2 separate regions of the Homo sapiens genome follow, and region 2 is linked to region 1. A link is a loop called in an ENCODE intact Hi-C map of the cell type or tissue named here. Cell type or tissue: mammary epithelial cell. All regions are shown on one strand. Each heading gives the region's core, and the rest is flanking DNA. Links, peaks and the distances in the headings are about the cores only.

What was found. A loop is a pair of places that touch in the nucleus more often than their neighbours do. Peaks named below come from ENCODE experiments on the same cell type or tissue, not always from the same donor. Only the 100,000 strongest peaks of a DNase experiment are listed, where the experiment ranks them.
Region 2: a loop joins it to region 1, with 3 times the contacts of the local background. A loop is called at or near these places in 7 of 110 quality-filtered maps.

Annotation. Positions count from the first base shown.
Region 1 is chr1:47,163,894-47,179,474 of GRCh38, reverse strand. It overlaps CYP4A22-AS1 (CYP4A22 antisense RNA 1), which reads left to right. Exons shown (of 6, transcript NR_199717.1): 1 at 1-285; 2 at 1,026-1,350; 3 at 2,406-2,547; 4 at 4,851-4,921; 5 at 6,439-6,626. It overlaps LINC00853 (long intergenic non-protein coding RNA 853), which reads right to left and starts at 225. Exons shown (of 2, transcript NR_047498.1): 1 at 37-225. It also overlaps the pseudogene MTND1P34. RefSeq lists an enhancer at 1-354 and a silencer at 5,304-5,598. In mammary epithelial cell, for the core only: a CTCF peak has its summit at 3,942 (motif pointing right); a DNase peak (open chromatin) is centred at 4,074.
Region 2 is chr1:47,099,746-47,115,326 of GRCh38, reverse strand. It overlaps CYP4Z1 (cytochrome P450 family 4 subfamily Z member 1), which reads right to left. Exons shown (of 12, transcript NM_178134.3): 9 at 9,066-9,199. All of the region lies in intron 5 of CYP4A22-AS1 (CYP4A22 antisense RNA 1), which reads left to right. Among named protein-coding and RNA genes, the nearest start is that of CYP4A22, 30 kb to the left of the region's middle. RefSeq lists enhancers at 1,776-2,318, 6,877-7,486, 10,493-11,213. In mammary epithelial cell, for the core only: no CTCF peak of the experiment used is centred there; DNase peaks (open chromatin) are centred at 7,128 and 7,396; H3K27ac peaks cover 2,205 bases.

The DNA of each region.
Region 1 (15,581 bases), core at 2,759-5,258:
TTCATACTCCTCCTCCGTGCACGGGCTCAGACATACATATGCGCATATGCTCTGTCTCTTTCTGGTTGAAGGTCCTGGGAGCCCTCCGGAACTCTGCTGCCTGGCAGTCCTTCAGTTTCGGGAGCTTTTCTGTCTGCCCGTGGCCTCGGCTGCCACCTGGTGGCTGCACGCTCCAAAGGAAGCGTAGATTGATGAGAGCCTCGGAAGTTGAGCTTCAGGCGCGGCTCTTCCCCGTCACACTGGGACCGGACGCATTTCCATGGCGTGGTCCCAGGAACCTCTCAGGTCATGCCAGCAACTGGGACTTCCTGTGGAATGCAAGGGCAGTGGGGCCTCCGCGAGAGAGAGAGAGAGAGAGAGAGAGAGAAGAGAGAGATATTAAGGATGAATCCCAGTGTCTGCTCTGAGCAAATTGGAAGACGATGGCATCAGGGGCACTGCTCTGGGCTATATAGACTGTGCCTCCACTAAAGGGTCCCTGAGACCAGGTGTGGGCCCGTATCCCTGGAGGGAGAGGTAACTTCCTCTGATTCGAAGGCATCATATAGGCTAGTGAATGGCACTGAGAATGGCAGATGCCAGGGACAAGCAGGAGCATGTGTGGGATGAGGATGCGGCGTGGATGTGTGACGTTTCAGAGCCTGCAACACATCCGTAGGGAAGTCCTGGAGGAGCAGTTGGGTGCATGGTGGAGTTCTGAAACAGCTGGGCAGTCGGCACTTGAGCCAGAGATTCTGCTTTCGACCTGGATGCCCATTGAGAGGTTAAGAGCTCAGGTCTGGGTCAGGCAGCTTGGAAGCAGCACAGCTTGGACACTTGGTAGCCTGGGACTGTGGTTAAATCAACGTGACTCTCGGAGCTCCAGTTCACTGTAAATTAGGGCAGTAAATGATGTCTACATGATAAGTGGTGTTATGAATGTTAAACATTCACATGAAATACATAGAATAGTGCTTAGCATACAGTACACAATAACTGTTAGCTATTTGGAAAATTACTATTGTTATTATGATTATTTATTACAGAGTGAACTGAATTGGATGCAAGATCACGGTGCGTCAGAGCTAGCAAGATCCTTAGGATCATTTAGCCTGGTTTACTAATATTACACTATGGAATTTAAGCCCAAGGAATGGAGAGTACCCGACGAGCGTTATGTAAGGAGTCGAGTGAGAAGTAAGCTGGATGCTCTGCTTGGCTGGCAGGTACAGAATGTGCCAGACCCATCTGTACCAGCCTGGATCTCTTGAGGCATCAGCACAATGGACCTGGCCACACCAGTTTATTCCACACCGCTGAGGCTGGTACAGTTCTGGACATGGACTTTGTAAATAAATAACTGGGCCTTTGGTCAGTTCTAGCTGTGAGCTTGGAGGTATGGGGTGGGATGGTGAGGACAGGTGGGGGCAAAGTGAGGAAAGGGGCAGGGAGGAGAGGGGAGAGAGAAAAAGGGGAATGAGACAGGCTGAGCTAGTGAGCTGGAATTGGAGGTTGGGAACAGGCTTTCCTTGATGGTGGTGGTGCTGTTTTCTTTTTAATTTTAATTTAATTTTATTTTAAGTTCCAGGCTACATGTGCAGGATGTACAGGTTTGTTACATAGGTAAAAACATGGTGGTTTGCTGCAACTGTCAACCCATCACCTAGATATTAAGCCCAGCATGCATTAGCTATTTATCCTGATGCTCTCCCCACCCCTGCCCCAACAGGCCCCACTGTATGTTGTTCCCCTCTTTTTTGTTCACTTAAAAGATCCCACTTTTAAGTGAGAGTATGCAGTGTTTGGTTTTCTGTTCCTGTGTTACTTTGCTGAGGATAATGGCCTCCAGCTCCATCCATGTCCCTGCAAAGTACATGATCTCATTCCTTTTTATGTCTGCATAGTATTCCATGGTATATATGTACCATATTTTCCTTATCTAGTCTATCATTTATGGGCATTTGGGTTGATTCCATGTCTTTGCTACTGTGAATAGTGCTGCAATGAACATATGCTTGCATGTATCATTATTTTTTTATTTTTTTTGAGATGGAGTCTTACTCCCTCACCCAGGCTGGAGTGCAATGGTGCAATCTCTGCTCACTGCAACCTCCTCCTCCCGGGTTCAAGCAATTCTCGTGCCTCAGCCTCCCGAGTAGCTGGGACTACAGGTGCCTGCCACCACACCCGGCTAATTTTTTTGTTTTTTTGTATTTTTAGTAGAGACGGGGTTTTACCATGTTGTTCAGGCTGGTCTCGAACTCCTATCCTCAGATGATCCACCCTCCTGAGCTTCCCAAAGTGCTGGGATTACAGGCATGAGCAACCACACCCAGCCACATGTATCTTTATAATATAATGATTTATTCCTTTGGGTACACACCCAGCAATGGGATTGCTAGGTCAAATGCTATTTCTGGTTCTAGGTCTTTGAGGAATCACCACACTGTCTTCCACAATGGTTGTACTAATTTACATTTGCTGGTGCTGTTTTCTACATTGAATCTGAGGGCTACTGTATGATGTGTAAGACACTTTCTGATTGGAGCCTCACAATGATCCTACCAGGTGATTACAACTGAGCCCAAGTTTTAGAGGAAAAAAATGCAGACTCAGAGAGAGAAAAGTGATTTGCCCAAGGTCACATAGCCAGCTAGTGGCATTGAACCCTGGCCTTTTGACTTTAAATCTATTGCAAATTCTACCCCAGCATAGGGTTCTCTTTGGGGTGTGTGTGTGTGTGTGTGTGTGTGTGTGTGTGTGTGTGTGTGTGAAATGGGGAGATAAAGAAGCCAACAGTGTTTGCCTTTGCAGAGCATGCAGTCCATTTGGAAACATGCATGTGGGAAAGTGGGGAGGGACCCTGTCAAGCATCTAAGAGGAGTGGTGGCATTTGCTGTGTCCACCTCCATCCTTCCCACTCACTACTCAGCACCTATAGCCTTGTCGCTCTCCCCAACACTCTGCTGAGACTGTTGTCACCAAAAACACTATTGTCCGGCTCCCTGTTGAAAGGTAAGATGGTCTATCTGATTCTTCCGCTCTCAGTATAATAGGATGATCACCATTTTATCTGGGAAGCTGTTCCTGACCACCTGCCCTCAGCTCATCAAGCTTCTGTGAGCCTGCAGGCTCACCCTGGTCATGCCGCCCATCTCTCTGAACAAGATTGTGAACTCTGAACTTTGTGAGGCAAAGACCACATACACCTCTTTATTGCAATGTGCAAGTGTCCTGGAATATAGGAGGTCTCCGAGAGCTATGTGTTGACATGGAGACCTTATCCCTTGCACTCAGTTACACTGCTTCCAGTAAAGTATCAACTTCTAGATCAGCGCCTTCAGCTCCACTCCCTCCTGCACAGCTCCACAGGTACCTCAGGTCCAAAATGGAATTCTTGATCTTTCACCAACCTGAGTCCTCTGTTCCTGTAAGTGGCATCCATTCACCCAGACCAGAGATAGGGGAGTCACCCAGAATCCCCCTCTCCCTCAGTCCCTGAGTTTCACTTTCCAACATATCTCCCTCCAGGTTCTTTCCAACACATCTCCCTCCAGGTTCAAGCCTCGATCTTGCCTGATGTTTGCAGCTGCCTGCTCCCTTGTTTTTATTTTTACCCCCAAGTTTTCCTCTACACTGCAGCTAGGGAGACCTTTCCTGCTGGAATACAGCCATTCACATCTGCGAGAGGAATCTAAACTCAAGGCAGGTGTAGCCTAGTGGCTATGTGCATGAGCTTGAAGCCAAATTTCCCTGAGCAAATCCCATCCTGCCAATTTTATATTAGTGGGATGTACCCCAACGAGGGTATATCAGGGACTGAATATGCAAATTAGGGATAAAATGAGGCCCATCTTATGAGGTTGTGGTGAAGAGTAAATGGATGTAAAGAAAGCATGCAGTATGCTCAGTGAATGACAGCCATCGTGATTTTCCTTTCCTTGCCTGCAATATCTCGAGCAGCCACTAGATGACTCCACCTCCTTCTCCCTTTCCAGTGCTGCCAACACTACTGCTGGAACTTCTGCCTCCCCTCCCCTCCCTCACCACACATCTCCATGCCCGTGTTGTTCATGTTTTTCCTTCTGCTAGCCTCACCGTCTTCGGGGCGTCTCCCTGACATCTTTTACTACATCTCACCCTCAGCTCTTGGAGGACGGGATGTCCCCACGAAAACTGGCATAGTGCCTGCATTGAACAAGTACTCAGTGTTTGCTGAATGAATGAATGTGGGTTAGTCAATACTAGCTCAGCTGCTTACATCACTTAGCCTCCCCGGGTCTCAGGATCTCCTTTTATCTGTGGTGACCATCCAATGTAAAGCCCTAGCATAAGACCTAGCATGCTTTAGACCCATGGTTGCCGTGCACAGCCAGCTGCCTGTCAATCATTGCCCATTCCCATTGCCCACTAGCCATTGTCCACTCTATGTTCACCCCTGTTACCTCACCCAGCTGAGGGTCTTAAACATAGTTTTACCTCTTCTCAAAGGTCATTCTTTACTTGGTAGGGTAGGGTCTAGAAAGAGTCTGCAATTTGGTTAGAGTCTAGATTTAGTTTGCAACCCAGCTGGGCTGGGTGAGCCCAGGCTTGGCTGATGGTTCAGCTGAGCCCAGATGGCTCCCATCTGCCTGGAAAGCATAGGCTCAGCCTCCCCCTTCCCTGAACCCCTACCAAGCATCCTGGCTGGCTGTGCTCCTGGTCCTCTTTTACTCTAGTCCAGTTCCTGTCCTGGCTTGGGCTGGGGGTAAGGGCACTTGTTTCTGGCCACTCCTCATGGATCTCTAGTCTCTGCCTCTGTCTTTGCCTGCTTGACCCTGGTCCTTGTGCCACTTACATCAATGTCCTGAAGCAATGACTATTTTTTATAGGACCGACTCTCAGGAGATGAAGATCCAATCACTCTATCAAAGAATATGAGCATTTCCGAGGCTCTTGTAAGGTACATGCTTTCTATTGTTTTCCTTAAGGGTTGAATCCATCTACACTTAATCAATTCCACCACAGTGTAAACAGTGTGTGTGGAGGGGCGTGGGGGTGATGGTGGACTAACAGAGGCTGAACACTTTCCAAAAACTTGTTCCCAAAGTTTATTGCTTTCTCCATATGTAATACCAGTTCCTGTTCTCTGTATTGGTTGCAATATCTTTTTTTTTTTTTTTTTTTTGAGATGAAGTCTTTCTCTGTCACCCAGGCTGGAGTGCAGTGGTGCGATCTCTGCTCACCGCAACCTCCGCCTCCCGGGTTCAAGCAATTCTCCTGCCTCAGCTTCCCGAGTAGCTGGGATTACAGGCGCACGGCACTATGCCCGGCTAATTTTTGTATTTTTAGTAGAGATGGGGTTTCACTGTGTTGGCCAGGCTGGTCTGGAACTCCTGACCTTGTGATCCGCCCCCCCTTGGCCTCCCAAAATGCTGGGATTACAGATGTGAACCACCGCGCCCGGCCTGCTTGCAATATCTTGAACAGCCACAAGATGGCAGAACTTATATAGTTACTGGTTCAGCATTGATCGTCCCATGAATGTGAAGTTTACTTTTTGTCCTTTACCTGTTCAGTTGGGCACTGCCCTGGTGTTATGGACTGAATGTGAAAACTGATGAGAAGATCAATACTGGACCAGGAACTCCCCCATTACCAGTGCATAGAGGGGAGTCTGCCCAGGCTGGGGGTCTGAGTGGAGTGGCCATTGATGGATCCTTGGGGAGATGTGAGGGCAGATAGAACCCTGGCTAGAAGTCAGGTGTTCGGGATGCTAGAACTGGCCTTGCCCTGCCTCAAGTTCAGCTACCATTCATTTCTTGAGGACTATCTCTATGCCGTATTTTGTCCAACCACCACAGTGAAAGCACCCATCACCAGGGTTTGTGTCTTAGGCAGTTGGTTGTTTTATAGAGGTCTCAGGCAATGCAAAGCCCAAGACAAAACTGTGTGGTCATGGCGACCTGGCAATCTTTATTAAAATGGAAGCTCTGATGGCTGAATTTGTAAACCAGGTCGTTGTGATGCAGGAAAGTATTCTGGCAAGGGTGGATGAGTTTGGTAATGTTAGACACCACTTCTGGGCAGGAGTCTAAGGGTTCCGGAAGAGAAGAGGTGGAGCAGCATACTAACGGATGAAATGACTGGTGGCGAATGAGTTTACTTCTTGTCCTTTACTCATAACCTGTTCACTTGGGCACTGCCCTGGTGTTATAGACTGAATGTATGTGTCCCCCTCAAATTCATGTGTTTAAATCTTAGCCCCCAGTGTGATGTTATTAGAAGGTGGGGCCTTTTGGAAAAAATTAGGTCATGAGGATGGAGCCCTCATGAATGAGATTAGTGCCCTTATAAAAGGGACCCCAGCAAGCTCTCTTGCTCTCTTTCTGCCGTGTGAGGACACAGCGAGAGGACAGCAGTCTGCAGCCCCGAAGAGAGCCCTCACCAGCACCTGACCACGCTGCACCCTAATTTCAGACATCCAGCCTCCAGAACTGTGAGTACTATGCTGAAGAGAGCCCTCATCAGCACCTGACCAACCTGACCATGCTGCACCCTCATCTTAGACGTTCAGCCTCCAGAACTGTGAATACTATGCTGAAGAGAGCCCTCACCAGCACCTGACCATGCTGCACCCTCATCTCAGATGTCCAGCCTCCAGAACTGTGAGTACTACATTTCTGTTGCTTATAAGTGATCCATTCTGTGGTATTTTGTGAGAGCAGCCTGAATGACTACCTTGTGACTGAAGGTATACTTCATAATAGTGTTCGGGGTCACTGGGAAATGTGTTCAGAAGATTTCAGATGTGCATCAGCAATGGTCTTCTTCCATTTGTCCTGGAAAGAGATGAAAATCACATCACAAAAATGCTCATCAGTGTCTACTGGCCCTTTTCCTTACATATGCCTGAAACTCCAACCTCTATGGGTGCCTTTTAGTGCTTGTTTGGGCTGTGACATAGAGAGAAATTGAACAAAATAAATGTACAGTATAATTACAACTACTGTAAAGCAAAGCAATTTGCAAACATCAAAAGGAAATCCTGTGTCCAAACTGCCTACGTCCTATGGACCACACTGTGGGGCTCTGACAGTATTCTGTGTGACTGCCAGAAGATAACTTGACCCTCTTTAGCTAAAGGTAACACCAACCAGAGTCTCTATGATCTCTCACACACAATGCTCAGCATTTAATAAGAAATCAGTAGGCATGATGACCCATTCACCAAAAGCCAAAGAAAAACCAAAGCAGACAACAGAAATAATCCCATAGGAGAAACAGATATTGAGTATTCAGACAGAAATATTAAAATAGCCATGATTAATATGTTTTAGAAAATAGAGAGAAAGATGGAGCATCTCATCAAAGAGTTCCATCTATAAAAAGAGTGAAATGGGAATTCTGTAATTTTTATTTTATTTTTAATTTATTTATATATATATACATATATTTTTTATTATAGTTTAAGTTTTAGGGTACATGTGCACAACGTGCAGGTTAGTTACATACGTATACATGTGCCATGTTCGTGTGCTGCACCCATTAACTCGTCATTTAACATTAGGTATATCTCCTAATGCTATCCCTCCCCCCTCCCCCCACCCCACAACAGGCCCCGGTGTGTGATGTTCCCCTTCCTGTGTCCATGTGTTCTCACTGTTCAATTCCCACCTATGAGTGAGAACATGCGGTGTTTGGTTTTTTGTCCTTGTGATAGTTTGCTGAGAATGATGGTTTCCAGCTTCATCCGTGTTCCTACAAAGGACATGAACTCATCCTTTTTTATGGCTGCATAGTATTCCCTGGTGTATATGTGCCACATTTTCTTAATCCAGTCTATCATTGTTGGACATTTGGGTTGGTTCCAAGTCTTTGCTATTGTGAATAGTGCTGCAATAAACATACGTGTGCATGTGTCTTTATAGCAGCATGATTTATAATCCTTTGGGTATATACCCAGTAATGGGATGGCTGGGTCAAATGGTATTTCTACTTCTAGATCCTTGAGGAATCACCACACTGTCTTCCACAATGGATGAACTAGTTTACAGTCCCACCAACAGTGTAAAAGTGTTCCTATTTCTCCACATCCTCTCCAGCACCTGTTGTTTCCTGACTTTTTAATGATTGCCATTCTAACTGGTGTGAGATGGTATCTCATTGTGCTTTTGAATTGCATTTCTCTGATGGCCAGGGATGATGAGCATTTTTTCATGTGTCTGTTGGCTGCCTAAATGTCTTCTTTTGAGAAGTGTCTGTTCATATCCTTTGCCCACTTTTTGATGGGGTTGTTTGTTTTTTTCTTGTAAATTTGTTTGAGTTCATTGTAGATTCTGGATATAGCACTTTGTCAGATGAGTAGATTGCAAAAATTTTCTCCCATTTTGTAGGTTGCCTTTTCACTCTGATGGTAGTTTCTTTTGCTGTGCAGAAGCTCTTTCATTTAATAAGATCCCATTTGTCAATTTTGGCTTTTGTTGCCATTGCTTTTGGTGTTTTAGACATTGAAGTCCTTGCCCATGCCTATGTCCTGAATGGTATTGCCTAGGTTTTCTTTTAGGGTTTTTATGGTTTTAGGTCTAACGTTTAAGTCTTTAATCCATCTTGAATTAATTTTTGTATAAGGTGTAAGGAAGGGATCCAGTTTCAGCTTTCTACATATGGCTAGCCAGTTTTCCCAGCACCATTTATTAAATAGGGAATCCTTTCCCCATTTCTTGTTTTTGTCAGGTTTGTCAAAGATCAGATGGTTGTAGATATGTGGCATTATTTCTGAGGGCTCTGTTCTGTTCCATTGGTCTATATCTCTGTTTTGGTACCAGTACCATGCTGTTTTGGTTATTACAGCCTTGTAGTATAGTTTGAAGTCAGGTAGCATGATGCCTCCAGCTTTATTCTTTTGGCTTAGGATTGACTTGGCAATGTGGGCTGTTTTTTGGTTCCATATGAACTTTAAAGTAGTTTTTTCCAATTCTGTGAAGAAAGTCATTGGTAGCTTGATGGGGATGGTATTGAATCTATAAATTACCTTGGGCAGTATGGCCATTTTCACGATATTGATTCTTCCTACCCATGAGCATGGAATATTCTTCCATTTGTTTGTATCCTCTTTTATTTCATTGAGCAGTGGTTTGTAGTTCCCCTTGAAGAGGTCCTTCACATCCCTTGTAATTTGGATTCCTAGGTATTTTATTCTCTTTGAAGCAATTGTGAATGGGAGTTCACTCATGATTTGGCTCTCTGTTTGTCTGTTATTGGTGTACAAGAATGCTTGTGATTTTCGCACATTGATTTTGTATCCTGAGACTTTGCTGAAGTTGCCTATTAGCTTAAGGAGATTTTGGGCTGAGACGATGGGGTTTTCTCAATATACAGTCATGTCATCTGCAAACAGGGACAATTTGACATCCTCTTTTCCTAATTGAATACCCTTTATTTCCTTCTCCTGCCTGATTGCCCTGGCCAGAACTTCCAACACTATGTTAAATAGGAGTGCTGAGAGAGGGCATCCCTGTCTTGTGCCAGTTTTCAAAGGGAATGCTTCCAGGTTTTGCCCATTCAGTATGATATTGGCTGTGGGTTTGTCATAAACAGCTTTTAATATTTTGAGATACGTCCCATCAATACCTAATTTATTGAGAGGTTTTAGCATGAAGCGTTGTTGAATTTTGTCAAAGGCCTTTTCTGCATCTATTGAGATAATCATATGGTTTTGTCGTTGGTTCTGTTTATATGCTGGATTATGTTTATTGATTTGCGTATGTTGAACCATCCTTGCATCCCAGGGATGAAGCCCACTTGATCATGGTGGATAAGCTTTTTGATGTGCTGCTAGATTCTGTTTGCCAGTATTTTATTGAGGATTTTTGCATCGATGTTCATCAGGGATATTGGTCTAAAATTCTCTTTTTTTTGTTGTGTCTCTGCCAGGCTTTAGTATCAGGATGATGCTGGCCTCATAAAATGAGTTAGGGAGGATTCCCTCTTTTTCTATCGATTGGAATAGTTTCAGAAGGAATGGTACCAGCTCCTCCTTGTACCTCTGGTAGAATTTGGCTGTGAATCCATCTGGTCTTGGACTTTTTTTGGTTGGTAAGCTATTAATTATTGCCTCAATTTCAGAGCCTGTTATTGGTCTATTCAGAGATTCAGCTTCTTCATGGTTTAGTCTTGGGTGGGTGTATGTGTCCAGGAATTTACCCATTTCTTCTAGATTTTCTAGTTTATTTTCATAGGGGTGTTTATAGTATTCTCTGATGGTAGTTTGTATTTCTGTGGGATCGGTGGTGATATCCCCTTTATCATTTTTTATTGCGTCTATTTGATTTTTCTCTCTTTTCTTCTTTATTAGTCTTGCTAGCGGTCTATCAATTTTGTTGATCTTTTCAAGAAACCAGCTCCTGGATTCATTGATTTTTTGAAGGGTTTTTTTGTATCTCTATTTCCTTCAGTTCTGCTCTGATCTTAGTTATTTCTTGCCTTCTGCTAGCTTTTGAATGTGTTTGCTCTTGCTTCTCTAGTTCTTTTAATTGTGATGTTAGGGTGTCAATTTTAGATCTTTCCTGCTTTCTCTTGTGGGCATTTATTGCTATAAATTTCCCTCTACACACTGCTTTGAATGTGTCCCAGAGATTCCGATATGTTGTGTCTTTGTTCTCGTTGGTTTCAAAGAACATCTTTATTTCTGCCTTCATTTCGTTATGTACCCAGTAGTCATTCAGGAGCAGGTTGTTCAGTTTCCATGTAGCTGAGCGGTTTTGAATGAGTTTCTTAATTCTGAGTTCTAGTTTGATTGCACTGTGGTCTGAGAGACAGTTTGTTATAATTTCTGTTCTTTTACATTTGCTGAGGAGTGCTTTACTTCCAACTATGTGGTCAATTTTGGAATAAGTGTGGTGTGGTGCTGTGAAGAATGTATATTCTGTTGATTTGGGGTGGAGAGTTCTGTAGATGTCTATTAGAACCACTTGGTGCAGAGCTGAGTTCAATCCTGGATATCCTCATTAACTTTCTGTCTCGTTGATGTGTCTAATGTTGACAGTGGGGTGTTAAAGTCTCCCATTATTATTGTGTGGGAATCTAAGTCTCTTTGTAGGTCTCTAAGGACTTGCTTTATGAATCTGGGTGCTCCTGTATTGGGTGCATATATATTTAGGATAGTTAGTTCTTCTTGTTGAATTGATCCCTTTACCATTATGTAATGGCCTTCTTTGTCTCTTTTGATCTTTGTTGGTTTAAAGTCTGTTTTATCAGAGACTAGGATTGCGACCCCTGCATTTTTTTGCTTTCCATTTGCTTGGTAGATCTTCCTCCATCCCTTTATTTTGAACCTATGTGTGTCTCTGCACGTGAGATGGGTTTCCTGAATACAGCACACTGATGGGTCTTGACTCTTTATCCAATTTGACAGTCTGTGTCTTTTAATTGGGACATTTAGCCCATTACATTTAAGGTTAATATTGTTATGTGTGAATTTGATCCTGTCATTATGATGTTAGCTGGTTATTTTGCTTGTTAGTTGATGCAGTTTCTTCCTAGCCTCGATGGTCTTTACAAATTGGCATGTTTTTGCAGTGGCTGGTACCGGTTGTTCCTTTCCATGTTTAGTGCTTCCTTCAGGAGCTCTTTTAGGTGAGGCCTGGTGGTGACAAAATCTCTCAGCATTTGCTTGTCTGTAAAGTATTTTATTTCTCCTTCACTTATGAAGCTTAGTTTGGCTGGATATGAAATTCTGGGTTGAAAATTCTTTTCTTTAAGAATGTTGAATATTGGCCCCCACTCTCTTCTGGCTTGTAGAGTTACTGCCAAGAGATCAGCTGTTAGTCTGATGGGCTTCCCTTTGTGGGTAACCTGACCTTTCTCTCTGGCTGCCATTAACATTTTTTCCTTCATTTCAACTTTAGTGAATCTGACAATTATGTGTCTTGGAGTTGCTCTTCTCGAGGAGTATCTTTGTGGCATTCTCTGTATTTCCTGAATTTGAATGTTGGCCTGCTTTGCTAGATTGGGGAAGTTCTCCTGGATAATATCCTGCAGAATGTTTTCCAACTTGGTTCCATTCTCCCCGTCACTTTCAGGTACACCAATCAGACGTAGATTTGGTCTTTTCACAGAGTCCCATATTTCTTGGAGGCTTTTTTTGTTTCTTTTTATTCTTTTTTCTCTAAACTTCTCTCGTCATTTCATTTCATTAATTTGATCTTCCATCACTGATACCCTTTCTTCCAGTTGATTGAATTGGCTACTGAGGCTTGTGCATTCGTCATGTAGTTCTTGTGCCTTGGTTTTCAGCTCCATCAGGTCCTTTAAGGACTTCTCTCATTGGTTATTCTAGTTAGCCATTCATCTAATTTTTTTCAAGGTTTTTAACTTCTTTGCCATGGGTTCGAACTTCTTCCTTTAGCTCGGAGTAGTTTCATCATCTGTAGCCTTCTTCTCTCAACTCATCAAAGTCATTCTCCATCCAGCTTTGTTCCATTGCTAGTGAGGAGCTGCGTTCCTTTGGAGGAGGAGAGGTGCTCTGATTTTTAGAGTTTCCAGTTTTGCTGCTCTGGTTTTTCCGCATCTTTTGGTTTTATCTACCTTTGGTCTTTGATGATGGTGACGTACAGATGGGGTTTTGGTGTGGATGTCCTTTCTGTTTGTTAGTTTTCCTTCTAACAGTCAGGACCCTCAGCTGCAAGTCTGTTGGAGTTTGCTGGAGGTCCACTCCAGAGCCTGTTTGCCTGGATATCAGCAGTGGAGGCTGCAGAACAGCAGATATTGGTGAGCAGCAAATGTTGCTGCATGATCATTCCTCTGGAAGTTTTGTCTCAGAGGATTACCTGGCCATGTGAGGTGTCAGTTTGCCCCTACTTGGGGGTGCCTACCAGTTAGGCTACTTGGGGGTCAGGGACCCACTTGAAGAGGGTCCATTCTCAGATCTCCAGCTGCGTGCTGGGAGAACCACTACTCTCTTCAAAGCTGTCAGACAGGGACATTTAAGTCTGCAGAGGATTCTGCTGCCTTTTGTTTGGCTATGTCCTCCCCCTAGAGGTGGAGTCTACAGAGGCAGGCAGACCTCCTTGAGCTGCAGTGGGCTCCACCTAGTTGGAGCTTCCCGGCTGCTTTGTTTACCTACTCAAGCCTCGGCAACGGTGGGCGCCCCTCCCCCAGCCTCACTGCTGCCTTGCAGCTTGATCTCAGACTGCTGTGCTAGCAATGAGCAAGGCTCTGTGGGTGTAGGACCCTCCGAGCCAGGCGCAGGATATAATCTCCTGTTGTGCCGTTTGCTAAGACCATTGGAAAAGCGCAGTATTAGGATGGGAGTGACCCGGTTTTCCAGGTGCCATCTGGTCACCCCTTTCTTTGACTAGGAAAGGGAATTCCCTGATCCCTTGCGCTTCCCGGGTGAGGCGATGCCTCGCCCTGCTTCGGCTCACACTTGGTGCGCTGCACCCACTGTCCTGCACCCACTTTCAGACACTCCCCAGTGAGATGAACGTGATACCTCAGTTGGAAATGCAGAAATCACCCGTCTTCTGCATCACTCACGCTGGGAGCTGTAGACTGGAGCTGTTCCTATTTGGCCATCTTGGCTCCACCTCTATATTAATATTTATCTTTGCATGAATTCAATCTCTTACCTTAACATTAAAAATATGAATTCCCTTATCTATGCCATATCCATTAATTATTATAAACTTGGGGACATTATTTATTTTATCAGTTTCAAGCCTAGCTTTATACTCCATGCTAAGTTCAGGATGAACTTCAAGTTCAAAACATGCCTTCTTAAGTATACACATGAGGAGCAGCAGCACAATTTCATTCGAAGGAAGTTTAGTAATTACGTTACAATCAGTTATATGAATAAGTGGATCATTTACACTCTCTACTCTTATAATTAACTAAGGGTATTTATGATTAATTTTCCCATCATGGCCACTTACCATCACAGAACTTAAACTTTAAATTTAAAAAGATTAACATTTACAAGAAACAACTGGACTGGGCGCTATGGCTCACGCCTGTAATCTCAGCACTTTTTGAGGCCGAGATGGGCAGAACACGAGGTCAGGAGATCGAGACCATCCTGGCTAACATGGTGAAACCCATCTCTACTAAAAATGCAAAAAGTTAGCTGGGCATGGTGGCGCATGCTTGTAATCCCAGCTACTCAGGAGGCTGAGGCAGGAGAATCACTTGAACCCAGGAAGTGGAGGTTGCAGTGAGCTGAGATCGCGCCACTGCACTCCAGCCTGGGAGACAGAGTGAGGCTCCATCTCAAACAAAAACAAACAAACAAAACAACAACAACAAAAAACTGGGGCTGGGCACAGTGGCTCACACCTGTAATCCCAGCACTTTGGGTGGCTGAGGCGGGTGGATCACTTGAGTTTGGGAGTTCAAGACCAGCCTGGCCAACATGGTGAGACCCTATCTCTACAAAAAATACAAAAATTAGCCAGGTGTGGTGGCAGGTGCCTGTAATTACAGCTACTCAGGAGGCTGAGGGAGGAGAATCACTTGAACCCGGGAGTTGGAGGTTGCAGTGAGCTGAGATCATGCCATTGCACTCCAGCCTGGGCAACAAAAGTGAAACTCCAAAAAAAAAAAAAAAGAGAAAACAAAGGGAGAGAGAGAGAAAGAAAGGAAAGGAGAAAGGAAGGAAGGAAAGAACTGGAGTGCTTCATTCATCCTAACTGAAGGAGAATGATAACTTGTGTCAGGCTTTAATGTTAAATATGCAGCAGGACCATTTGCCTATTCTTTGCTGAGTATGCTAAATATCATCATGATAAATACTCCTACATTAATTTTATTTTTAGGAACCATATTCCAGAAATTTAGACAATAACTTTTATTATTAAGACTTTACTGCTTACTATTTTATTTCTATGAGTATGAACTTCATACCCAGTATTTTATTATGGCCAATGCCTTCATTTCCTATCAAAGACTTTACTACCACTTAACTTAGCCCTACGTATGTCACATTTCAATCTTCATTGTATCATGAACTATTCCACTACAAACATGAAAATGAGTTTTAAGCTAGTTTTAAGCTAATGGTAGTTGGACAAGATTTTACACTTGAGCTGATGCTGTAATGGGTTGAGGCTTTTGGAATGTTGGGATAAGGCAAACACATTTTGGTGGGGGAGGGCCATCTTCAAGGATCAGTAGGAAGACTATAATATGCTGGATAATGACCTTGAAAGATATCAAGTTCTAATCTATAGAACCTGTAAATGATATCTTTTTTTGGAAGAGTCTTAGCAGAGGTGATGATGTTAAGAATCAACATGGGGAGATTATGCTGGATTATCAAGGTGAGCACTAAATGTAGAAGGAGATACGACACACACAGGGAAGGCCATGCAAAGATGGAGCAGGGAGAGATTTGAAGATGCTGACCTTGAAGATTGGAGGGATGCAGCCATAACCCACGGAATGCTGGCAGCCAGCAGTGGCTGGAGGAGGCAGGGAATGGATTCTCCCCTAGAGCTCTGCAGGGAACACAGCCCCACTGACACTGTGATTTAAGCCAAACTAGTGATTTTGGACTTCAGGTCTCCAGAACAGTGACAGAATAAATTTCTGCTGTTTTTTTTCTTCTTTCATTTTGTCTCTCT
Region 2 (15,581 bases), core at 6,140-8,639, 68 kb after region 1:
AATGCTATCCATCCCCCCTCCCTCCACCCCACAACAGGCTCTGGTGTGTGATGTTCCCCTTCCTGTGTCAATGTGTTCTCACTGCTCAATTCCCACCTATGAGTGAGAACATGCGGCGTTTGGTTTTTTGTCCTTGCGATAGTTTGCTGAGAATGATGGTTTCCAGCTTCATCCGTGTCCCTACAAAGGACATGAACTCATCATTTTTTATGGCTGCATAGTATTCCATAGTGTATATGAGCCACATTTTCTTAATCCAGTCTATCATTGTTGGACATTTGGGTTGGTTCCAAGTCTTTGCTATTGTGAATAGTGCCACAATAAACATACGTGTGCATGTGTCTTTATAGCGGCACGATTTATAATCCTTTGGGTATATACCTAGTAATGGGATGGCTGGGTCAAATGGTATTTCTAGTTCTAGATCCCTGAGAAATCGCCACACTGACTTCCACAATGGTTGAACTAGTTTACAGTCCCACCAACAGTGTAAAAGTGTCCCTATTTCTCCACATCCTCTCCAGCACCTGTTGTTTCCTGACTTTTTAATGATCGCCTTTCTAACTGGTGTGAGATGGTATCTCATTGTGGTTTTGATTTGCATTTCTCTGATGGCCAGTGATGATGAGCATTTTTTCATGTGTCTGTTGGCTGCATAAATGTCTTCTTTTGAGAAGTGTCTGTTCATATCCTTCACCTTCTTGTTGATGGGGTTGTTTGTTTTTTTCTTGTAAATTTGTTTGAGTTCATTGTAGATTCTGGATGTTAGCCCTTTGTCAGATGAGGAGATTGCAAAAATTTTCTCCCATTCTGTAGGTTGCCTGTTCACTCTGATGGTAATTTCTTTTGCTGTGCAGAAGCTCTTTAGTTTAATAAGATCCCATTTGTCAATTTTGGCTTTTGTTGCCATTGCTTTTGGTGTTTTAGACATGAAGTCCTTGCCCATGCCTATGTCCTGAATGGTATTGCCTAGGTTTTCTTCTAGGGTTTTTATGGTTTTAGGTCTAACATTTAAGTCTTTAATCCATCTTGAATTAATTTTTGTATAAGGTGTAAGGAAGGGATCCAGTTTCAGCTTTCTGCATATGGCTAGCCAGCTTTCCTAGCACCATTTATTAAAAAGGGAATCGTTTCCCCATTTCTTGTTTTTGTCAGGTTGTCAAAGATCAGATAGTTGTAGATATGCGGCATTATTTCTGAGGGCTCTGTTCTGTTCCATTGATCTATATCTCTGTTTTGGTACCAGTACCATGCTGTTTTGGTTACTGTAGCCTTGTAGTATAGTTTGAAGTCAGGTAGCATGATGCCTCCAGCTTTGTTCTTTTGGCTTAGGATTGACTTGGCGATGCGGACTCTTTTTTGGTGCCATATGAACTTTAAAGTAGTTTTTTCCAATTCTGTGAAGAAAGTCATTGGTAGCTTGATAGGGATGGCATTGAAACTATAAATTACCTTGGGCAGTATGGCCATTTTCACGATATTGATTCTTCCTACCCAGGAGCATGGAATGTTCTTCCATTTGTTTGTATCCTCTTTTATTTCATTGAGCAGCGGTTTGTAGTTCTCCTTGAAGAGGTCCTTCACATCCCTTGTAAGTTGGATTCCTAGATATTTTATTCTCCTTGAAGCAATTGTGAATGGGAGTTCGCTCATGATTTGGCTCTCTGTTTGCCTGTTATTGGTGTATAAGAATGCTTGTGATCCTCAATAAAATACGAGCAAAGATTCTTTCACATCTATTCATAGATTTCATAACCAAGGAAAGAATTCTACAATCATAATTTCGTTAACCATTTAAGAAGCGTCTGTTATGATGACACTTAAATGGGTGCTGTGAAGATCAGTGAGATCTACTCTAGCCTTCAAGGAGCTCACAGTCCATTGGAAGAGACAGGCAATTGCAACACATGGTAATAAGTCAGAAGGAAGCCTAGGATGCTTGGGGAATTGAGAGGGGAACCTCATGTATAGAGCCTTTGGATGTATGCAAGAGAAAAGGCCCAGGCGAGGCATGCTGAGCTGAGTATAATGAAATCGGTAGGGGAAAACCAGGTAAAGAGAAGAATGTTCAGAAAGGAATTTGAGGCAGATAAAAAAGCATGAAGCCAAGCTTTAATACTTGAGAAAGCATGAGAAATTTGGGTGACTGGGAGGTTGTATAACAGGATTCAGGGAGCAAAGTGTCCATAGATCAGCCTGTGGAGGTTGGCTGGGCTTGTACCTTAAAATGGGAAAGAGGTCATGCTAAGGATTTTAGGTTGAAACCATTATGGATCACTGAGAAGTTTAAGCAGAGAGTGAGAGTATTGTCTTTTTTTTTTTTCCTTTCCTAGTCAGCTACTTGGGAGATTGTATTATACTTTGGAGCCATAGAACCATATGGGATATAGTGCCAATATGGCACTGAAGTAATATTTTATCATGTTATGGAATATCCATTGATCAGGGTGGAGATGATATGGGTTTCTCCTGAAACCTATAAATGTAATAAATTATATTAATGGATTCCTAATATTGAACAATCTTTTCAGTTTTGGAATATGACCTACTTACTTGGCCATGATGCACTGTTTTATTTTATTTTATCTTTTTGTAGAGATGGGGTCTTGTGTTGCCCAGACTCAAGCGATCCTCCCACCTTGACCTCACAAAGTGTTCGGATTACAGGCATGAGCCACCTGCCCAGCCAATACATTTATTTCAATGAGCTATTGGATTATGTGTACTAATATTTTATTTAAAATTTTTGTACTTATATACATAAGTGATTTTTATCTAAATATATTTTTGTTCAATTTTTAGTAGGTTTGTTATCAATGTGATACTTCCTTAAATAACTTTCTAAGTTTTTATTTTTCTATGCTCTGGACAACTTTAAGTATTACTGGGATTATATGGTCTTTACAGGTTTGAAAAAATTTGTGAAAAACTGCATAGGTCTGGTTCCTTTTCAGGGGCTCTACAATTTTTCTCTAGTCCTGTGAAAATTGGCATGCTTAGACTATTTATCTCTACCAGCATCAGTTTTAGTAAATTATGTATTATACAATTATCTAGTTTTTTTCCTGGTTTTTCAAGTCTCTGTGCATACACTTGTGTAATATTAGTTCGTGGTGTGTCTCTTTGTTGACCAGCCCCTCCCCCACTGGCTATTGTGTTTTTTGACTAGTTTTGCAACCGTTCTGCTTTCCATACCATTACCTTTTGCTTTCGCCTTTGTTAATTCACCTGTTTCCTTTTAGTTTACTCTTTTATTCTTTCCCCAACTGATTTATTTCCAGTTGTTTTCGACGTCAATGTTTAATTTAATTCTTTTATTAATAAAAATATTTCGCATTTACTATTATAGCTTCTCTTCTGAATGAATGCTGCTTTAGTGGCAAACCATTAATTCTCATATGTAGAGTTTTCAGGGTCATGATTTGATTTTGTAATTTTGCTTTAGCCCAAGAGTTTTTAATGGATTAAACAAAAAACTCCAGATGAATGAAACTTTTTGAAAAATTTTTGTTGCTAATTTCCATTTTTATTGTCTTCATTTAAAGAACACTATTTTGTAATGTTTCTCTTTTAGTAATTAAGTTTTTTTATTGTGGTCTAGTATACAGTCAACTTTAAGCAATGTTGCTGGTGTACTTAAAAGGAAAGTCTGTCCTCTATTAGTGGGGAAAAAGTTTAATATTGTACGCATAAAGTCTATCTTATTAATTACATTGTTTAGATCGTCTGTATACTTTATTTGTTTGGTTTGCGTAGGTCTTTGAAAGGCAGTTAAAATCTGTTAGTAGGGTGCCTTTGACTGTTTTCCTTTTCATTTCCTATAGTTTGCTTTAAAAAATTGCAGGGCTGGGCACAGTGGCTCACCCCTGTAGTCCCAGCACTTTGAAAGGCCCAGGCGGGTGGATCACAAGGTCAGGAGACTGAGACCATCGTGGCTAACACGGTGAAACCCCGTCTCCACTAAAAATACAAAAAATTAGCCAGGCGTGGTGACATGCGCCTGTAGTTCCAGCTACTTGGGAGGTGGAGGCAGGAGAATTGCTTGAATCTGGGAGGCAGAGTTTGCAGGGAGCAGAGATTGCACCATTGCACTCCAGCCTGGGCAACAGAGCAAGACTCCATCAAAAAAAAAAAATTGCAGATGTGTAACTTGATACATAGGTAGGTATCAATAGCTGTCTTATGTTCATGATGAATTGTGGCTTTTAACATTATGAAGACTAATTTTTGAACTTCACCAATCCTGACATGGCCAGCTAGCTTACTGACTGAGGTAAAGACCTAATTTGGGTTAGAATGGCAACTGGAACACCATAACAGTGCTGCATCCACACAGCAAAGATCACTTTCAAAAAACAAATGGCCAGGTCACCGTTAACGAATTCTTCCTAAGTGATTAATCCACATATTGCTAGCTAATCAAGGACATTCAAGAAATTTGCTTTCTTAACATGGGTCAGAGATTTTGAAGTTTAGAGCTTCAAAAACCCAATGTTATTTAACTCTCCCAAGCCTCAATCATAGGGTCTAACCTCTATGGTTGGATTAGGTTTATATCCTGGCAGTACACATTCTTTCATTTTTCAATTTTTGGTTCCAGAAGCCTTGTTCTCTTTTAAATGGTTTCTGGAAGTCTCACCAAGATCATCAGAACAGACTGCCCATTGAAGTTCAGTAGTAGCTAATACCTAAGAAGTATGATTCACAGGCTCATCAATTATTAGCTCCTTTGGGTGAGTCTCAAATCATGGTCAATGAAAAAATTTTTTTGAGACAAGGTCTCACTATGTTGCCCAGGCTGGAGGGAAGTGGTGTGATTATAGTTTGCTGCAGCCTCAAACTCCCAGGCTAAAGTGATCCTCCCACCTCAGCCTCCTGAGTAGCTGGGATTACAGGCACATGCCAGTGTCCTCAGATGAGATATTTTTGATTTCCTAAGTCTGTTATTGTCTTTCTTAGGAGTTTCTGCTTGCTCTAGCTTACAGCCAGTGTCTAGTTGATTGCCATGGATCTCTCCCATGAGTGGCACAAAACCCATTGTGTTTTGTTCTATTTAGTGATTGTGAATTATTTAGGGGATTTCATGGAACACCCATTTTTTTGGGCCATGTCCCTCTCCACTGAGGCTTACTGGACCATCAGATTCATGGCACATACTAGGCCATTGATAGGTCTGTTATTGGCTATTGAGGGAATCTGTTGTTTTTGTTTTTCTGGCATGGGTTTTATTAATCCAGAGAATCACACTGACACCTTATGAGCATATTCATTATAATAAAAAAGCATGCACATTATCTAACAAAATTACATATTTAAACCAAGAATACGTCAGAAAAAGACATAATTTGAAAATTTCCTACTTTATTGAGGTCTTAAATCTCCATGGAGCCTTAGGGCAAAAAGGAAATAGAATTCATAACTTTTGGTGGTTTGTCATCTTTTTTTTTTTTTTTGGCCATGTAGAAAATCTGAAAACACCTCAATGACTCTAACTCAATGTCAGTGAAGATTCCCTGGAAAAAAACTTATGAAAAGCAGATTAATGACTGCCTGCAACTGATCTGATTTTATCTTCATCCTCTCTCTAAATCTGTCTTCCTAACTCCAATTTCTTTGTTCCACAAATCTAGGTAATTCTGAGCAAGGCTCAAAATATCTCTTAATAAGATTAGTGAAAAGGGATCTGCATTGTCCAGAAAAAATGACTGCTCTCCCAGGAATCTGTGTATCATTTGAGTCACAATCTGTCAGCAGAGTGGACATCCCCTTTTCTCTGCCAGAATAAAGAGTCTTTAATTGTACCCTAGGCTCTAAATTAAAAGTTAACTTTTAAAAGATAAAATATAATTTTTAGGATTGACTATTTCTTTTAGGTGATTAATATACACTTTTCCTAAAGTAGCTCAGCCTTACTAAGCTTATTAAGACCACAATTTCTAAACCTTTTCTATGGGATTAAAAAGTAGAGCCACCCTCTACTCTCTGCAAGTCTTTCTGCAGCCACCCTCTCATTGCCTTTTAAAACTGGGAATTTCTCTTCTTGTTTAATTTGGCAGCCCAATCCTACCTTCTTTTTTAATTTCATAAATTCATTAAAATCTCTCTCTCTCTTTTTGTTTGTTAAATACCTTCCTTCCATTCTTTTCACTTTTATGGGATTATTTCTTTTTGCATTTCAGTGTATGTGTATAAGTAGGATCTTAGGAGGGACAAGTGGCAACAGAATCACCCAAGTGGCTTTCTTGAGTTGGAACTTAGAATTTACCTAGACTTATGATTTATCTTTTATAAGTAGATTGGTTTGTAGATACCTAAGTATGGAAATATAAAACTTAGGGGACTCTGGCATTTGAAGATTGACAAAGGCAATAACTGAGACCATGGAAGCAAGGTTGTTGAGAAGGAAATAGCTGATATTCTAGGACTTGGATACTGTCTGGGTAAGGAAGATGGTGGAGGTGTGAGGATGACTTCTATCTTTCTCACTTAAAATTACTCACAGACAGTGGTGCCATTCATTAATGTAGCAATCCAGGAGGAGGAATAGGTTTAGGGGAAGGAGGTAGATGACATGCTTTCTTTTGGACATTTTGCACATCATAGTATGCTCAGAACAAAGCAAAGTGCCTAGAGCAAATGTTTAATATGCACTTGTTGGGCCAGCAAATGAAGAGAAGGGCACACATAATGTAGTAGGTCTTTTGCCAAGAGTGAATGGGACCATGGCACAGGCACAGGTAGAGAGTGATGACAATGTGTAAGTGATACTGTGAGGTGTGGGAGAGAAAGCAGGCATCATAAACATGTTTCTTTTTAGAAATAAACAGGATTTCTGGGTAATACAGGGGAAGAGGTGGGTCTGGCGGATATGAGGCATCCATTTGCACATGCTTTGTTGTGCTATAGCTGCATTCAAGGGCCCATTAGCAGGGCAGAGAAAGCGTATAGAGGAATTTAATGCTGGTTGAATTACTGATGAGTGACAGTAGAGAAAGGGAAAATATTCAAGGAAGTTGACGGCATTGCCAAAGGGGAAGTTGGAGTGATGAATCCAGGCATCCAAGCCTGGGGTGAAGAAAGTGAAGTTGTGGAGTGCCTGTGTGTATGAGAGGGGCAGGAAGGAAAGCAGGGTAACAGGAAATGAGACAGATGAGCACGTGAGGTGCAGTGAAGGCCTGAAAGCTCTGGAGGGCAAGAAGGTGTGGCGGAAAGGAATGTAAAGTGAGGTGAAGGCAACTCTGCGTGTGCACTTCCTGTCCCTTCATTGTAGCTTGAGGGAGATTAAGGTGCAGCCCTTGAAGGCACTTGGAGGAAAGGGCAGAGACTGCAGGAGACCAGAGATGACGTATAAGTAGCCTAAAACTGAGTCAGCCGGGTGGAGCCAGCTCTTCCACCAACATCCATGCGGATCTCAACAGCATTGTCTGAAGCCCAGAAAGTTACCCGCAGCAGCTGCAAAAGCCACAAGATCAGGAAAGTGAAAGGAACATGAAACAGAAAGGACCTGAATGGGAAAAATTAGAAGGCATGCTGATTCTCACATTTTCAACATGTAGCTTTTGTATGGGTCGGGGGATTTTAAGATTCTGTGGATTACAGGGCTTAGGTGATCTAGAATGGAAGTAGAGAAAATAATTTTCTTGTGTTGGAAGGCAGCAATAAATCATCATTTTATTGATGTTGAAAAAAACCAGAGCTTATTGACAGGATTTAGGTATTATTGAAATGCAAGATTAAGGGAAAAGGTAGTAAAAGTTGACTCTGAGCTGTTTTGTTGGAGCAACTAGGTGGGCGGAATATTATGTGTATGGATGCAATATTATGTAGGTAATAAATATTACAATAAATACCATGTGAAAAATAACACTGAATTAAAAAGAGGAAACTTCTTTAGATACTAGATGATTGCAAAGATCCCCATGATAGCAAAGATCTTTCTCTGGAGAGATCCCAGAGAAAGCTTAAGTTGTTGCTTTAGTGTAGTAGTTACGAGCGCAGACTCTAGAGTCCCACTACTTGGGTTCAAGTCCTAGTTCCACCATTTACCAGAGATGAAGTTTTACCTTTTTGTTCCTGTTTGTCTAAAATGTGCATAACACTAGTATTTCCACAGCAGAACTGGGGGGCAGGAGGATGGGTGGATAAAATGAGTTAACACATGCAAAACATATGGAACAATGCTTAGTCCCTAGTAAGTACTAAATAGTTTTTGTTTTTGTTATTACAATAGTAAAGTTGATTTTGTAGGAAACAAATATTTAATTGCTATTGGGCAACTATGGTAGCACAGTAGCAATTAAATATTGCTACATTTAATTAGATTGCCCAATCAAATCCAATATTTGAAAGACGGTTAAATTGGAGGAAGTTGTAGAAACACATCTCGACATAGGTCAAAGATAAATTCTGGCTCATTCCTTTATGTCTCTAATGTTGCCTTTCAATCCATCTTGCATTCCACCAATGTATTAATCTTTCTAAAAAATAACTATAATCATGCCACCCAGCTTAGACGTCTTAAATCTGTCTGCTGCTTGATTGAGAAAGACTGAACACAAAGGTTGGCCTTCAGAAAACTCTATGATCTGGCTACATCATGGCTCCAGGTATAGTCCCACAATTTCCCTCTGTGAATCCTGGAGTCTGTGGATTACAGCAATTGCTCCAGTGACATGCCCTGCCGGTGTGCGTGAGGGAAGGGAGAAGGCAGGCTGCCTGCTGCTTTGTGTCTGCTCTTCTCTCTGCCCACAGTACTGCCTCTCTCATCTTTGCTGATATAAATCTAGTCCTTTAAGTTTCAGCATTAAAGCCGTGATGCTTCACGAAGGCCCCCTCACCCAACCCTCAGTCCATATGGCAGGATTCTGTACCTTTGCACCTTGATAATCCTGTGCCTGTTTGGATAGTCCTGAGAGCTCTATCCTCTTTCTCCCTCTCTGGGAAATAAGAATGGCCCTAGGTTCCACAGAGTCTAAGGATAAATAACTGTTAAAGACATGAGTATGTTAAGACATTTCAATCCAGCACAGCTGCATTGTTAAAAAAAAAAAAAAAAGTTTTAAGACCTGCAGGTAAGGAGCGTCCATCTGGAAAGGTGATGGGTTTGTCGAGTAACCGGGATATGTTTACTACCGGTGCGTAGAGGCGGAGGCATTCCTTGATGCACATCGTGGTGTAAGGCATCTGGCTCAGGTGTTCCCTGGGTAGAAGCACAGGAGGAAAGGAAAAGGAGGAGTAGTCACTTAGGCATTGCACTGAAAGCCCAGCTTTTCTCCATTTTTGTAACTGAGAATGATTTTGTTCTTTACCCAAAGGAGGACTTCAGATGTATCAAGTATGTCTTAGGAAAAGCTAAATGTTAACACTTACCACTTTTCACATGTAACTGTAAGTGATTCTCCCCCCCCCGCAGATATAGGGCTCTTATCCTGAGACATACTTATTCCAGGGCTCCTGTGACCAGTATCACACATCTGTGAAAATTTGGTAGAGACATGGACTGTATTTATATCCAGAGTGCCTCTTCTATGAATGAATAAGTATTTCTGCCTCTTTAGAATTGTAAAAAAATATAAAATAGGGATGTGGCTCTAAGATGGCTGACTAGCGGCATCTGGTACTCGCCTCTTCCACAGACAGGAACCAACATAGCAAGTAGATAATTACACTTCAAATAGATCATCTAAGGGAGAACGCTGGAATTCAACAGAGAAGTGATGGAAAGCACCAAAAGCAAGGAAGGAGAGGGAAGTGAGGCAGCCTGTTTGGCGGGGATCAACTGGGAGTCTGGAGAAGCTCTTTAATTTGGGAAAAGAATAAGTGAGAGCCCTCCAGTGATCCACGTTCCCACCACGGACTCCTACAATACTAGCTATGGAAGAGCCCACTAACCTTTGCAGGCCCTGAGACTAACATAAGGAGCCGGCTGGAGATTGCATGAAGACATTACTCCAGAGAGAGAGCTCACACTGGGTCCCACAAACCCCTGAGTCCTCAGCAGCTGCAGTGTGGCATCATCTGGAGAGCTCAGCCTCCATCAGACTGTGTCTTGCCTTGGGGTTCAACAGCCTCTACATCTCCACATCCCTGAAGCCCCAGTGACATTCCCCACCACAGCTGCTGTGGCTGCTGCTGCTGGTGCCAAGGTGGGAGCCACTGCCAGTGACCCTATCACCCCCAGCAGAGGGGTGGGCACACATTTTCATGCACCCTGAGGACAAATTCCACTGCCTGTAACTGTAGCTGCAAGGGCCAAGGTGCTAGCAAATCATGAGTCACCCTCATCCCACAAAAGCCTTTTGCTTATGGCTGCTCCAAATGAAAGCAGCGCCTCCCTTGTGGTGAGCCTAGATCGTGCCATTGCACTCCAGCCTGGGCAACAAGAGCAAAACTCCGCCTCAAAAAAAAAAGCAGCCCCAGCCCCTCCCTCTCCAGTAGCAGGGCCATAGCTCAGCTGCTGCCATTCTCATCTGAGCATTCTTGTAGCAGCCTGGGGATCACCCTGTCCCTGCCTACCATAGCCAGCACCTGCATACACTACTAGGGGGTCTGAGGGCAGATCTGCTCAGGCTGGCTCCACTCCTCCCAGTACCTGAGCATGCTGTCTAGGGCCCTAGAGACTGCCCTGCCCAGTCTATCATTGGCACCTGAGCACTTCTCCTGGGGTCTGAGGTTGGGCTCACTCAATCTGCTGCTACCACCACAGCTGGTATCCACCCACATGTGTCAACTGCGGGCTGGGGACTGGCCTGCTCAGCCCATCACCGCCACCACCAATACCAGCGTGGACTGCTTAGTATCAAGCAGGTTGTCCGACATGCCTGATGCCTAGGTGCGCAAGAGCTCACCCACCTACCTGACCCACCACTGCCATTTCCAGAACCCAGGCAAGCCACCTGGAAAGAGTTGGTCTGCCTGGAGTAGCTAACACTGGTGCTAGTATACATCACCTTGGTGCCCAAGAACGGGCATGCTCAGCCTACTGTAGCCACTGCTGGGACCCGAAGACTGGCCCATGTATCCCATTCCCCAACAAAACTTCACCACAGCTTCCACTAACAACCACATGCTAAGCCACTGAGTAAATCACAGACAAAAATGATGCTGTTTATAGTTGAAGAAATCATACAGCGATTACACTACTGCACATGCCCAGAATCAAAGCCAAAGCATCCTACCCAATGAACACTATGCATACATTTTCAGGAAAAGTCCTCCCCTATGAAAGCAAATTCAAAAAATTGGAAAAAGCAACTGTTACACAAGATGCACAAATACCAATGTAAGAACACAGGAAACATGAAAAGCAAGGAACTATGACACCTCCAAAACAACACAATAATTTTCCAGCAACATATCCCAATCAAAAAGAAATTTACAAAATCCTGGGAAAAGAATTCAAAATATTGACACTAAAGAAGCAAAATATTGAGGCTGGGTGTGGTGCCTCATGTCTGTAATCCCAGCACTTTGGGAGGCAGAGGCAGGAGGATAACCTGAGGTCAAGAGTTTGAGGCCAGCCTGGCCAACATGGTGAAACCCTATCTCTACTAAAAATAAAAAAACTTAGCTGGTTGTGGTGGCATGTGCCTGTAATCCCAGCTACTCAAATGTCTGAGGCAGGAGAATTGCTTGAACCCGGGAGGTGGAGAATGCAGTGAGCCAAGATCGTGCCATTGCACTCCAGCATGGGCAACAAGAGCAAAACTCTGTCTAAAAAAAAAAAAAAAAAGAAAAAAAAGAAAAAAAAAAGAAGAAGGTGAGATACAAGAGAATGCAGAAAAACACTAAAAAGAAGTCAGACAAGAAATTCAGGATATGAGTGAGAAATCCACCAAAGAGATAGATATCATAGAAAAAGATGGCTCACACCTGTAACCTCAGCACTTTGAGAGGCTGAGGCAGTAAGATGGCTTGAGGCCAGGAGTTCAAGACCAGCTTGGACAACATTGTGAGATCCTATCTCTATTAAAAAAAAAAATTAGCCAGGCATGGTGGCACATGCCTGTAATCCCAGCTACTTGGAAGGCTGAAACAGGAAGACTGCTTGAGCCCAGGAGTTTGAGGCTGCAGTGAGCTATGATCATGCCACTACACTCCAGCCTGGGTAACAGAGTGAGACTCTCTCTCTTAAAAAAAAAAGGAACTGAACAGAGATTCTGGAGCTGAAAAATTTATTGAATGAAATACAAAATACATTTGAAAGCTTCAACAATTAGAGTAGATCAAGCAGAAGAAAGAATCTCAGACCTTGATGACAGGTCTTTTGAAATAACCCAGTTATACAATTTTTTTAAAAAAAGAATAAAAAAGAATGAGCAGAGCCTATGTGACATATAAGACACCATCAAATGATCAAATATTCAAATTTTTGGTGTCCCAGAAGGTGAAGAGGAAACAAAAGGGTTAGAAAACCCATTTAATAAAATAATAGACAACAACTTCATAAGTCTAATAAGAGATTTACACGTCCACATACTGGAGGCTTAAAAATCCCCAAATAGATACAATTCAAAAGGTCTTCTCTACAGCGTATTACAGTCAAACTGTCAAAAGTCAAAGATGAAGAGAAAATGCTAAAAACAACAAGAGAACAGTGTCTAGTCACTAGTCACTTATAAAGAAACCTCCATTAGGCTAACAGTAGATTTCTCAGCAGAAGCCTTTCAGGCCAGGAGAGAATGGGATGATACATTTGAAGTGCTGAAAGAAAACAATGGTTAGTCAAGGATACTATTCCCAGCAAAGTTATCTTTCATAAATGAAGGAGAAACAAGCAGAAGCTGAGGGAATTCATCACCACTGGCCTTAACCTATGAGAAATGCTCAAGGGAGTCCTATACCCAGAAGTAACAGAATGATAACTGCCATAATGAAAATACTTGAAGATATAAAAACCACTGGTAGAACTAACACACAAACAAGACAGAGAAAAAGCTCAAATGGTACCACTACAGAATACAACCTAACCACAATGCTAAATGATGGGAGAAAGAAAAGAACAAAGTATATACAAAACAACCAGAAATCAATTAATAAAATGACAGGAATATGCCATCACATATCAGTAATAACCTTGAATGTAATGGAATTAAAATTTCCACTTAAAAGGTATACATTGGCTGAATGGATTGAAAAACATGACCCAACTATATGCTGTATACAAGAAGCTCATCTCACCTGTAAAGACACATATAGACTGAAAGTAAAGCAATGGAAAAAGATAGTCCATGCAAACAGAAACCAAAAATGAGTAGGAGGAGCTATGTTTATATCAGAGAAAAAGTAAAAAGTAGTAAAAAAGACATAGAAAGTTATTATATAATGATAAAGGGATCAGTTTAGCAAGAGGCTATAACAGTCTAAACATGTATGCATCCAACATTGGAGGACCCAGATATATAAAGCAAATATTGTTAGATCTAAAGAGATACACTTTCATACCATAATCGTTGGAGACGTCAGCCCCCTACTCTCAGCTTTATTCGAGTCATCTAGACAAATTTCTTTATAAATTTATTAATTTATAAAGAAACATTGGATTTAAATTGCACGTTGGACTAAATGTACCTCCCAGACATTTACAGAATATTTTGTCCAATAGGTGAAGAATACATATTTTTCTTATCAGCACATGGAATATTTTCCAGTATAGACTGTATGTTAGGACACAAAAGTCTCAACACATTTTTAAAAAATTAAAATCATATGAATTGTCTTCTTAGACCACAAAGGACTAAAATTAGAAATCAATAATAAGAGGAACTCTAGAAACTGTACAAATACATGGAAATTCAACAACATTCTCCTGAACAACAATTGGGTCAAGAAAGAAATTAAAGAGGAAATAAAAAAATTTCTTGAAACAAATGAAAGTTGAAACACAACATACCAAAACCTATGACATACAGTAAAAGCAGTGCTAAGATGGAAATTATAGTAATAAGTGCCTACAGCAAAAACCTAGAAAGATTTCAAATAAGCAATCTAATGAGGCACCTCTAGGAAGTAGAAAAACAGGAACAAGCCAAACCCCAAATTAGTAGAAGGAAAGAAATAACAAAGATCAGAGCAGAACTAAATGAAACAGAGGTTAAAAGAACAATGCAAGGATCAATAAAATGAAAGTTGGTTTTTGAAAGATAAGTAAAATCAATAAACCACTGTTAGACTAATGAAGAGAAAAAGAGAGAAGATCCAAATAAAACCAGAAATGAAAAAGAAGACATTCAACTGATACCACAGAAGTACAAAAGGTCACTAGAGACTATTATGAACAACTGCACACTAACAAACTAGAAAACCTAGAAGAAATGGATAAATTCCTGGAAACGTTCAACCTACCCAGACTGAACTGGGAAGAAATAGAAAACCTGAACAGACCAGTATGAGTAGTGAGATTGAATCGCTAACAAAAAGTCTTCCAAAAAAGAAAATTCCAGGACTGGATGGTTGTTCTTAAAAGCATTATTTATACAGTAGTCCCCACTTATCTGTGAGGGATACGTTCCAAAACCCCCAGTGGATGCCTGAAACCATGGATAGTACTGAACTTTGTATATACTGTTTTTTCATATACATAAATTCTTATGATAAAGTTTAATGTATAAATTAGGCACAGTAAGAGATTAATAACAATAACTAATAATAAAATAGAACAGTTTATAACACTACACCAGCATAGATGCTTTTTGTGCTTTGAGGCCGTTATTAAGTAAAATAAGAGTTACTTGAACACAAGCACTGTGATACCATGACAACTGATTTGATAACCAACACCAACCGTGACCAACTGGCAGGTAGCATATACAGTGTGGATATGCTGGACAAAGAAATGCTTCACATCCTGGATGGGACAGAGGGAGATGGCAGGAGATTTCATCATGCTACTCAGAATGGCATCAATTTAAAACTTATAAATTGTTGTTTATGGCATTTTTCATTTAATATTTTTGGACTGCTGTTGACTGTGGATAGTGAAATCATGGAAAGTGAAATCACAGACAAGAGGGCGCTATTGTAATAGCAAAACCAAAACAAAACCTGAGAATAGCCTAAATGTTCATCAACACTAGAATGGATATAGGATTCATGATTTATACATAACGGAATTCCATAGAGGAATGAAAATGACCGAAAAGAAGCTCCTCTAAAAAATGAGTGAATCCTGTGCAAAAGAAGCCAAACAAAAGAATGTATGATTTTATTCATATGTACTTCAAACAGAAGATAAACTAGACTCTAGTATTTAAAGTTGCAAGCTTAGGCAACAAACTATAAACAAAAACAAAGAATGAATGTTATTAAAGTCAGGAAAACATTTACATCTTGGAGAAATAGAAGGGGTTTGTGATGGGAAGGCAGGCACGAGGTTTTTAGCAGTGCTGGTAATGAGCAATTTTTCTTTTAAACCAGGGTTGCAACTATATGGCTGTTTGTTAGACAACATTTTAAGCTATACATCTGTTCCCTGTACTTTTTGAATGTGTTCTATGTTTCACCATTTTAAAGTTTTTAAAACATGATCAGTTTGGTTTTATTAACACCATGAAATACCCAGCAGCTCAAGGTTAATCATCATT